2 separate regions of the Homo sapiens genome follow, and region 2 is linked to region 1. The links are chromatin loops, found by intact Hi-C in ENCODE. Cell type or tissue: OCI-LY7. All regions are shown on one strand. Links, peaks and the distances in the headings refer to the core of each region. The heading gives the core; the rest is flanking DNA.

Region 1 (5,873 bases), core at 666-4,665:
ATTCACCCAGTGTCTAAAGTTGTCCTTTTCTTATAGCTAGCTTTCAAGCATCTTTCCTCCTAAATAAATATGTGACTTGAGAAAAAGGTAATAATGATTTTGTCAGAATTCTTTGAATTTATATTTACTAGCTACTTAACCATAAACTGCTGTCCAGATTGTTAATTTCATTTATATTTATTTTAATTAATTTGTCATGAATATGGACAAAGCCTTTTCTGGGGTGTGTGTGTGTGTGTATGTTTGTTTTTTAAGTCGTCATTATTCATTCGTATTCTTTTTCTGTGTAATGTAATCATATAAAGTTACTTTGGACAGAGACCCAGTTAATTTTCTCTTTTGATAGGATACATGGTTTAGATAAGGTATAAAGTGTCCCTTTTTATTCTAGAGGCTTTTCCTTTAATTCAGAGATTAGTGGAGATAATAACGTCAGTCAAGGCTAATGTGGTACATGGAACTTGCTAATGGAGGTTGGACATTCTGTTTCAGTCTTACATGGATATTGTTTCATTGGTGTTGAGGAAGAAAAAAATTAGATACTACCATGCATTGGGACAGCATAATTCTAATATTACATTGAATATGGCTTTTTAAAAATAAGTATTAAAAAGCCAATCGTTTTCTCCATTTATCTATCTTTTTTGTTTGTTTTTAATTTGGTTGATTGATATGCACCCAGGCCGTCTTATTTTTACTTGTTAAATGTCTGTCTAGGAAGAACTGTGATTGGAAAGGAATTAATTATTATACAAATAAATCTGGTAGGATATGAGTGGAGTAAGTTTGCTTGAAACAGAAGTATATTTTCTACTTTGAATCACCTCACCAGAGTCATCTGTCAAGAATTATGTATAACAATTTATCTTTATTGCCTACATACAACATACTTTTTCTGAATTAAGATAACTTCTATTTGTGAGTTGAACTTCATTATCTGCCATTTTGTGGAATCAACCTTACATTCTTTGGTGGAACTAGAGCTGATTGTCACCACAAGGTTATATGACAACTCTGTTCTAAGACTTATACCTATTATATAGGGTTATACCTTTTTTCTTATGCCTCAGCTCTGTACCTGACAATTTATGATTCAGTGGAGCCAAGCTAGAAGGAACAAAGGTCATCTAACACTGTGATGGGGATGAATTCCTGAGTTTTACCTGCACAATGAGGTGGTGCCCCGGAATTCACAACAGAGTAGTGATAGAGCATAAGATGGCTGCTCCAGATGACTCTTGGGTTTAGTGTACTTGTGATTGAACAAGATTTTTTATCTATGAAGCTTGATTCTACAACCAAAATAATAGAAATGGGGGGGGGGGGGGGAATCATGTCTGCTTATGCTTTTTAAAAGCTTATAGTTTAAGTAAAAGTAAAATGTAAAAACTGATTAAACCTATACAAGTCTGGCAATGAGCTCTGCATGAGGAAATGGAAGGAGGAATATTGAAAATGATTCTAGGAAAGTGAACGTAAGAAAGGAAAATGGGTTTTCCTTTTCTGATCATGGGCTCTGGAAAGTATTCATGGCCTTTACCAGCATTCAGTATAAACCAGAGATAAGGACATATGTACTTACGTGTGTCTGTGAGTGTGTGTGTGTCTGAGTGTTATTCTGAACAGCTTGTAAATATTGTAGTTGTTTAAAATGGAAAATAAAAGCTGAGTTCTTTTGGCAAATATATTGCATCAAAAATACAGTATTGACAGTGGATAAAACACTGAGGAAATAAATTTTTTTTCATTTTGCCTTCTGTCCATTTTTTGTCAAACTGAGAAAAATTAGAGTACACTATATTAAGTTCTGTATGGCATGTTCACACTTGGTTCTGAAATCATTTTAAACAAGCTTTGGCCTGTAAACATGTGCTTCAACTTGCAATAGATCAAAAGCGTACATCATACTTCATGTTAAAACATGGTCTGTTTCACACTTTTCTTAGTGCAAGGGTTGTAGTTTGTCTTCTGAATTTATCTCGATGTTACATATTAACAATATTAGATAGAACATGTAGGATAAAAATGTTCAATCACAGACTAAACTACAATACAGAAAATGGAAAGAACATTTGGATTATGGTCATCAAAGGCAGGTACAAACTTGTTTGGTATATTTGCAGTGTGTACTAACTCAGTGATTTCACATATAATACAGAAAATGCAAGCTAATTTACAATGAGAATAGACATATTCTTGATTAAATCACTTATAATCCTTTAATGCATCATTTTAACTATTTATTAGTAAGAACCAGAACCAGCAGGATACAGATTATATGCCTTTTGCATCAGAGTCCAAATAATTTGCTATCTATCTTTCCTCTGGGGTCACAGTGGCATAAAACATCTTCAAAGAAAGGCATTCCCTGGATTAGTTGCATTCCTCGTAGAGCCAGAGATTCAAAGGGCTGTTGACGTGAAATTTAGGTCCCATAAAACTTCTTCCTTATTCTTTTTTTTAATCCAGATCCTGCACAACCTTATTCTTAAAGTGCAGTTTATGTAAGATTTTTCCTCCTAAAGGATCCAAAAATGTTTCGCTGAACTGTAGCCAATGAATCTTGCCATGTTAGGTGTGTTTTCCCCTGGGGAAGGGTGGAAAGCAACACTTTGTGAAGTAAGGGCATGACAGAATGGTGGCTTCCTGGGTATATAAGCACTTACTTATATAAAATATTTATTCTTAGCCTGAGCAATAGAGACCCCTTTTCTACAGAAAAACTTGAAAATTAGTCGAGCACAGTGGTGTGTGCCTGTAGTCCCAGCTACTTGGGAGGCTGAGGTGGGAAGATTACTCCGCCAGGAGGCGAAGGTTGCGGTGAGCTGAGATTGCACCACTGCACTCCAGCCTGGGTGACAAAGTGAGATGCTGTCTCCAAAAAAAAAAAAAAAATTTTTCCTCCATAGGTGCTTATCCAAGGCAACTAAATATAATTAAGCTTCATCCTTGGGAAAATGTAATTTAATGCAAGAGGATCCCAAGGTTGCTTTGCAATTTCTCAAGCATTAACAGCAAATAACTGGAGATGAATCTACCTTGTCTGTGAAACTTTTAAAGATGCCATTCAGTTTCAGTGCCCAGTGAACCATGCCAAAAGGGGAAAGTCATCTTTCAGTCCGAGGTTCCTTTTTTCTTATGAGAGCACTATTTACGGATACAGAAGCAACCGGCCCATATAAAAATACTCCACATCTGTGGCCTCATCTTAAAGCAAATATTCTTGACCTGTCTTTATCATATAAAGTCAACATTCCAGGATAGCACTGAACTTAACCAGATACCCAGTAGTGCCTCTGTGTGTTTGTAATACAGTTGACCCTTGAACGACGCAGGGATTAGGGGTGCCAACGCCCGGCACAGTTGAAAATCTGCATATAACTTTTGATTACCCCGAGTCAACTCCTGTGAACAAAGGCTATCTTGAATTTGGAGGAAAGAGACTATTTCAGTGAGATACAGAAATAAATACAGAGACTTTATTTTTGTGAGATACAGAGATTTGGCTTGGCAGTTATTTTCTTTCTGCAGTTCAAAGGAATCATTCCACTGTCTTCTACCTTTCATGATTTTTTTAGTCTTGTTGCTCTTTTAAGGGCAATGTATTTTTAATCCTCCAATTATTTTTGTCTTTGATTTTTAAAGCTTTCCATATAGTGCCTGTGTGTAGTTTTCTTTGTATTTATCTTGCCAAAGTGTTTTTTATTATCACTGAATCTTGGCCATTATCTCTTCAAATATTCCTTCTGCCATATTATTTTTCTCTCCTCCTCTCACACCACAATTATACACATATTTTACCATGTCCTTTATCTCATGTTCTTTTCTGAATTTCCTATCTTTGGTCTCTCCATATTTAGTTTAAATATTTTATTCTACATATCTTCCAGTTGTTATTTTTCTTTCATCATCTGTATCTAATATTCTGCTAAACTGATCTATTGAGTTATTAATTTTAATTTGTATATTTTTCAGTTCCAGAATTTGCATTTGATCCTCTAATATATTTCCAGTTACCTGCTGATGTTCTTGCTCACTATTTAATTTATTAAACATATTAACTACAGTTAAAGCTCATATATGATAATTCCAACATCTGGGTCTCCTGTGATTCTGTTTCTGTTGTTTTTTTTTTCCCCCTCTTGTTTCTCTGTTTTGTCTTTTGTCTGTGTATTTCTGATTGAATACCAGACACTGGTATTCATTCAGAATACATTCTGATTGAATGCCAGACACAGTATATGAAAATCTGTACATAATTGAGGCTGTAGATGTTATAATCTTCCTCAAGATGATCTACTTTTACTTTTGGCAAACAAGGTAGGAAATAAGGGAATGAGCTGTTTGGAAGATGATCTTCAGCCTTCTGAGAACTGATCTGTTTCTCTTTTACTACTAGGGTGTAGCCCTTTAGATATACAAACTTAAAGACTGGGTTTCATCTTTGGCGGGCCCTGAATTGTAATTACAAACACCCCAGCCTTGTGAAAGTCCAAAATCACTGCTCAGTTTCTCAGCCACTGCTTTCAAATTGGCAGATGTGGCACTGAAACCATCCCCAAGAAAACTTTATAAAATTGATTAAGGGAGAAAATAAAATTCAACTAGGTTTGCAGTACAATGAGCAGTAATCATTAAGCCAGCTTGCCCTTTGGCCTACTTCCCTGTAGCTGGCCGCTGCTTACTACCCCAGGAAAATGTAGGCCTTGTCACAAGACTTTGTTCTATAGCTAAAATCTAAGAGTTTCTCCTTTAGGTTTTGCATATCAACGAAACTACTGACACCGGCTGGCTGAAGGGCCCCGTAAGAAGCTGACTCATGGAAGAATAGTTTCCATATCCTATGATTTCATCTCTTTACCAGGACCAATCAACAACCCCAATTTTCCAGCCTGTTGTCCTCCACCATCCCCTTAAAGACACGCCCAGAACCCCTCGAGGGAACAGATTCATGGCTTGAGAATTCCCCTCCATTTTCTCATCCAGCAGCCTTGGATTATTAAATTCCAATGTTGCTGCAGTTCCCGTTGTCAGTGTAGTATTGATCTGTTGTCGCCCAGCGGGCATACAAACCTGGCAGTCCTGTTACAACACCAAATACCAGTCTTCCCTCTCTGGGCTTCCTTCTCTCTGGGGTCTTGGCCCCTAAAGTCGTAGTTACTGCGGTAGCACTCCAACACCTTCAAGTATATTTTTATGCTTTGTACAGCTTTCCTCATTATTTTTGATTGAAGGGTTGATCTGAAACAAGCTAACCTCTTGTCAAGTCTTTTCTTAATGTCAGTTGGCATCCTCACCCATCTATTACAACATCTAATTACTTAAACTTTGACTTGCCTTTGCCTTGACTTTACTGGCTATATTCTTTCATTTCAGATTCAGCCATGCCTTAGTTGCTAGCTAGCCTACTGATTGTACCCAGCCACTATTGGAGGGTTAGAGTAGTGAGAGGAGTGCACAGGGTTTTGTGGTACAAACCAATCCACTTGAATAATGGGAGCTGAGGGAAAACAAGATCAGTGGCCTCCAAAGTGGGTGTGGGCATGGCAGCTATCTGAAATCTGTGTCCCACCCAGTCCAAAATGTATCATAGAGGTAGGCCAGACACCTCAGGTAAAGCAGAGATGTCTAGACCAGTGACACATACGCAGGATCTGACCAACATTTTGTACTCTTGCAGGCTCTGGTTAGATGACAGAGTCACATTACTCATGATTTCAAGATCAGTGTTTTTTGTTACAGCACAGTGAGTTTTTTCCTGTTCACTTTTCTAGGCAGTGATTTTCCTGGCCTAAGGTCTTTTTTTTTTTTTTTTGAGATGGAGTCTTGCTTTGTTGCCCAGGCTGAAGTGCAGTGCACAATCTCGGCTCACT
Region 2 (5,873 bases), core at 769-4,768, 280 kb after region 1:
AAAGACTTTTTATATAGTGAGTGTGGGGAAGAGGGGAGTGTCTGGGTTGTGAAATCAGTTCACTTGGGTTTCTCAGCCCAGTGCCAGACTTCTAGCAGACCCTCAAAATGTGTTAGTTTCTTTTGCCTCACTTATTTTTACCTAATTTTTATGCTCCTGGCCAACTATTGTCCCCTGTTTGTTCATTTACCCTTGTACTTTGACTTGTTGACTTGGGTTTGTGTGTTTTTTCTCAGTTCAAGATCAGTCCGTTAATCTTTAGAAACGAGCATGTCCTGCAAAGCAGTTTGGTCCAAGTGGTCAGTTATCTGAGGTTGAATATTAAGAAGGTGTTATGGTAAAACTGATACAATTTTTTGGTAAAAACTTTTTTTTTGCTCTTAAGCATTAACCCTAATTACGTTGTGTATCTATAATTTTATGTTGTTTTGAGTAGCATTGTTAGTAGTTTATCATATGTTATATTATGCTACATGTGTCATTTAAAAAGGTTTACTATATTTAAAAATGCCATGTAATGAGTTAATGCTAAAACTCATTAACAAGAGCATTAAAATTAGATTCTATTATGAAATTCATTGAGCAAATGCTATTCATTATGGAGAATCTTGAGTTAGTTCCATTTGTGGAATGTTTCTTCTGTAGAATATCTTATATTTTTTGACAAATTTAAATTATTTACTGACGTTTTTTAAGGTAAACTAAATGGACAAATTTCAAAATGCCCATTTGGAGCTGAGTCTCTTTCTAGGACCGGCCTCTGTGTGGCTAATGGATGATTCTGACTGTTGAAGATAACTATTAATAACTTCAAAGGTCAGTTGAATGTAATATTGATAGAAATACTGTTTCTGAGAATAGTGTATTTATTTTATGATGGTGCAGTTTCTTTCTTTGGACAACAGTATAGCCATCTTCTCCAGTCCTTCAAGCCAAGGATTTTAGTTGACTTTGGTCCCATTTTTCCTCCATCATGACATTTAATTGTTTTCCGTGTGTTGTCAGTTTTATCTCTTAAGTCTCCCTTACATTCATTTCTTTCTTTATTCCCACTACCCCAGTTCAGATCCCAGTCATGTCTCACCTAAAAAATTGCAGCAATCTTATTAACTAGTATTTCTTTATATATATATAATAGTATCTTATTACTAGTATTTCTTTATTCAGTATTTTTCCTCTTTCAGGCTGTCTTTCACAATACTATTGAAATTTTTTGGGGGGTGGGTGGGGAATAATGTGTGTGTGTGTGCACACATACAGGCACATATGGTTTTGATTGTGACAATTTCTAATAAACCTTTTGGTAGCTGCTCACTGCCTGCAGGCTAAGTTAAGCTCCTGAGCAGGTCATTTAAAAACTTCATGGAATCCTTCCAGCCTTCCAGTGCCAATGCCTCAGTCTCTCTCCTTGCCCTTCTAGTTGCTTCCATCAAATGAACTATTTTCTCTGCAGTTTGGTTGTTAGTGGAGTAGTGCTTTGTTAGTATTATTTGCCAAGTATTCAGACTTTCTTTTGTTCAGGCAGCCTTTTAATCATAAAAGCCACTATTTCATCTTGTTTGTACATCTTATGTAAGTACACAGGCATTTTTAGCATCTTAGGTGGCAGAGTTTGTGTTCTACTTTTAATTGACCTTTATAAGATGTGACAAATTCCCACACAGAGTTTCTTTTTTTCTTGAAAGGTTGATGGCCTAACTGGAATTAAATAACCAAAAAAAAAAATTTTTTTTTTTTTTTTTTTTTTTTGAGACGGAGTCTCGCTCTTTTGCTCAGGCCGGACTGCAGTGGCGCTATCTCTGCTCACTGCAACCTCCGCCTCCTGGGTTCACGCCATTCTCCTGCCTCAGCCTCCCGAATGGCTGGGACTACAGGCGCCTGCCACTGCACCCGGCTAATTTTTTGTATTTTTAGTAGAGACGGGGTTTCACCGTGTTAGCATAAATAACCAAAATTTAATTGCATTTCTTTAGATTAATTTTCAAAGGTTATTATGTTCCAGGTATTACTTGAAAGTTCTGAACTATTTTTGTGCATAAAATTATGTTTTCACTACAATCATGGCAATATTTTTTGTCAACAGCGGTTCACCTAGTGAATGTTGATACTTTGGGTTTGAGTGAAAATGAATTGTAGCATTTTCTTTTGCATTAATAAATACCGTACTCACTTAAACTACCTGATAGAACTACAAGTCCTCCAAGTTTCATTCAGATTAATGTATTCCCTGTATTTAAAAGTAGATAGTTACACATGAGCAGTGACTCCGAGTGACACGCCTTGTGTGGCTGACACTCTTGGGATGCTGAGATTTGATGATCATCTTTGTAATCTCGGAATGACTGATAGCACACAAGTTCATGGATGCCAGAAATGATGTAGAAGTAGGCACCTGAGTTCCCTGGCTTTCTGAAGGGTGAGGCCAAAGCTAGATGACAGACACCAGATAGATAGTAAGGACAAAGTAGAACTTTGTGGTCTTTTGCTGTCCTTGAAGTGGTACCTATTTACACTTTGTGTCCTTGCTGCTTTTACATATCTTTCTCTGTGAATTAGGTTGTGAACTTTTCAAAAGGAAGTTCAAGATCATCATGATCTTTGGAGCTCCACAGCTTTTTGCTCAGAACCTTATACCCAATAGATGTTTCATAAGTGTTTGAATTAAAGTAAATACATATTCTTAAATAAAGTAATAATTGCACTTTAATTAAAATCTAACCTGTTTGGCTGGTGAGGGTGGAGATAGATCTCAGCTTTCATTGAGGAGTGGCAACTAAGTTTAGCACTTATTTTTGAGAATAAGGAAACACACAGCTGAAATGATGTCATTTAGGACTGACCACTATGATGCTCATAACATGTTCCTTGATGCATATTCAAGTCCTGTTTCAGCTGTGAACTTCTGCTTTTCAAGTTTTTGTTTTGTCACTAACCAAATGTTTCTTAAATTCTAGTGAAGGGAAGAGGGAGGCAGTTGATGATGTTTGTATTATCCACCCCATCCGTTTCCTGTAAATGAGAGCAGTTTCCACGTAGTGTCTTTTGCCTATGTAGTCAAAAGCACCATACAAATGTGGGCTCTGGTTCTTTCAGTGAGAAGAGAGTTAAGAATGCACTTTTGTTGCTGCTGTTGTTTTTGAAACAGGGTCTTGCTCTGTTGCCTAGGCTGGAGTGCAGTGGTACTATCGTAGCTCACTATAACCCCAAACCCCTGGGCTTAAGCAATCCTGACATCTTAACCTTCTGAGTAGCTTGGACCACAGGTGCACACCACCATACCTGGCTAGGTTTTAGAATTTTATTTTGTAGAGATAGGGCCTTGCTATGTTGCCTAGGCTGTTCTTGAATCCCTGGCCTCAAACCATCCTCTCTTCTCTGCTCCCAAAGTGCTGGGATTACAGGTGCAGGTATAAACCACCACACCTTTTATTATTATTATTATTTATTTTATTTTTTTTTGAGATGCTTGCCCTGTCACCCAGGCTGGAGTGCAGTGGCGCAGTCTCGACTCACTGCAACCCCACCTCTCGGGTTCAAGCGATTCTCCTGCCTCAGCCTCCCGAGTAGCTGGTATTACAGGTGTATACCATGACACCTGGCTGATTTTTGTATTTTTAGTAGAGACGGGGTTTTGCCATGTTGGCTAGCCTAATCTCTAACTCCTGACCCCAAGTGATCCACCCGCCTCGGCCTCACAAAATGTATTTTTTGTATTTTTTTTTTAGAGTTGGGATTTCACCATGTTGCCCAGGCTGGTCTCAAACTCCTGGGCTCAGTCTGCCTGCCTGCCTTCACCTCCCAAAGTGCTGGGATTACAGGCATCAGCTGAGGTACCAGACCCAGCCCAAGAACTCACATTTTAAAGGTCTGAGCTTGCCATTAATATATCTTCTTGTCATCTTAATACCAAAAGTGACTTTTCTGGTGTGAAAAGTAGGTGGCATACTTTGTAAGGTGCCTTGAGAACCTGTGCTTTTCTCTGGGGGATTAGGACTATCTGTTCTGGAATTGTGCCATTTCAAGAAGTAAACCTACTTATTTTCATTTTAAAAATGGATTGAAGGCATCCACATAAACCATCTCGGGACTTAAGGCTATTTTGGCATCATTACATAAAGCATTTTTTATTTTTTTATCCTATCATATGGCACTTTTTATGAATTCATGCTTTGCAAAGGAGCAAATTGAATCTTAGGGAATGTTTGGTATTCACGTCAGCAGTGGCTGCCTTGGGTGGTCAAGCGGCACAGATAAGGCTGGAGGGATGTTGAGATTGTATGTATGTATGTGTTATTGATTCAAATATACTAGGAGGAATGAGTGTTGTGTTAACCTGTATAATATATACATATATACATATATATGTTAATATGTATATATGTTAATATATACATATTAAACATTACTGTTTTTAATTTTAAAATATTTCAAACAAACTGGAAAGGATAAGGAATAATATAATGCCTTCCAGCTTCATCTGATCTTAATGTTTTGTCGTATTTGCTTCAGGTCTTAAAACATTTTGGAAAAAGTTGAAGCTCTCCTTTTCTACCCTCCTGATTCTGTGCTTCTGTTGGAGTGCATATCACTTGATGGCTTCTAAGACAAATGCTAAATTCTTGTCAGATTACGCAGTGAGTAGTAGAGTGGTGGTTTCCTTTAGGGAAATGAAATTTATGTACCTCCCATTTTCAGGTTGCACTTACTGCAGCAGCCTCCACAACGAAGGAGCAGTGCTTCCAAAGAGGTTTAGTGAGCATGATATGGGGTCATTGAGCAAAATGAGAAGAGTATGTATTTTGAAAAGTAAATTTGATTGCTTATGGGTATTCATCTTCTGATTTGTTGTTTAGCTTAAGCAACATTTCAGAGCCACTAAGTAGTTTGTTCAGATTACTGTTAATCTGCTCAAATGCCCGAAGAGTCACTAAAACTGATGTTTTTCCAAGATGATTTTGTGCTGTAGTTTCCAAGGGTGTTCTTCTCAAGTTACACTGACTTGGCTAGTTTTAGTACTTTTCCTTGAACATTGCCTCCAAGTTAATGGGATTCTGAATACCTCTTTTTTACTTTCTTTATTCTTTTTTGGATAAATATAAAATAAAAAGGCTGCTTTTTTTTTTTTTAGTGTTACTTAAAAGCTGTCTGATTTAATTGTATGACGTATTTTTCTTTGTTGTTCGTCTGTTTGTTCAACTCTGCAGTTATATTAAACTTTATCATGTTTTACAATCAGAATTTAGTTTTGATAGGTTCCAGAAAACAGAAAGAAACATACCTGTCCTGAAATGTAGCTTTTTTGTGTGTACTCTAAAACATTTTTCTTTATATTACTTTCCTCAGTTAATGTTCCCATTTAACCCAATATTTTTTAGCAAAAGTTATATTTAGTTAAGGCAGATAGGCATAACTAAAAATATAAAATGTTAAATGAATGCTAAGAAAAAAATTAACTTTTGGTAAGTTATATATCATAATTAAGGAAAAACCAGAAAAACAGAAATAAAAAAATTTACCAGTAATCTTATCACTCATAAATATAAGATTTTTTATTTGTGTGTTTTTCCAGTTTTTTTCTGAAAAAATATAAAATATGCATTTTAACAGTTTGTTGTTAGTAACATGCATTTTTATGTAGCATTGTCAACAGTAAACTAATAATTTATAAATTATGCCTAAATTACAATTATTGTAAATAATATAAGGTGGAGGCTGCATAATACAATGGTAGAAACTTAGGCTTTGTATCAAGCGACTTAGGGTGGGATCCCTGCATGTCCCGTTATTAAGTTAGCTGTATGACGTTGGCCAAGTTACTTAACTGTTAGGAGTCTTTTCTCAAATAAAAAAAAAATATGGCTAATAATTACCTT

What was found. Peaks named below come from ENCODE experiments on the same cell type or tissue, not always from the same donor. Only the 100,000 strongest peaks of a DNase experiment are listed, where the experiment ranks them.
Region 2: a loop joins it to region 1, with 2.3 times the contacts of the local background. A loop is called at or near these places in 1 of 110 quality-filtered maps.

Annotation. Positions count from the first base shown.
Region 1 is chr14:71,113,630-71,119,502 of GRCh38, forward strand. It overlaps PCNX1 (pecanex 1), which reads left to right. Exons shown (of 36, transcript NM_014982.3): 36 at 1-1,753. Among named protein-coding and RNA genes, the nearest start is that of SIPA1L1, 200 kb to the right of the region's middle. RefSeq lists a silencer at 3,103-3,397. In OCI-LY7, for the core only: CTCF peaks have their summits at 2,780 and 2,991; DNase peaks (open chromatin) are centred at 2,722 and 3,122; H3K4me3 peaks cover 2,716 bases; H3K27ac peaks cover 3,539 bases.
Region 2 is chr14:71,396,285-71,402,157 of GRCh38, forward strand. All of the region lies in intron 2 of SIPA1L1 (signal induced proliferation associated 1 like 1), which reads left to right. It overlaps SNORD56B (small nucleolar RNA, C/D box 56B), which reads left to right and starts at 2,053; the gene lies at 2,053-2,123. In OCI-LY7, for the core only: no CTCF peak of the experiment used is centred there; a DNase peak (open chromatin) is centred at 2,897; H3K27ac peaks cover 797 bases.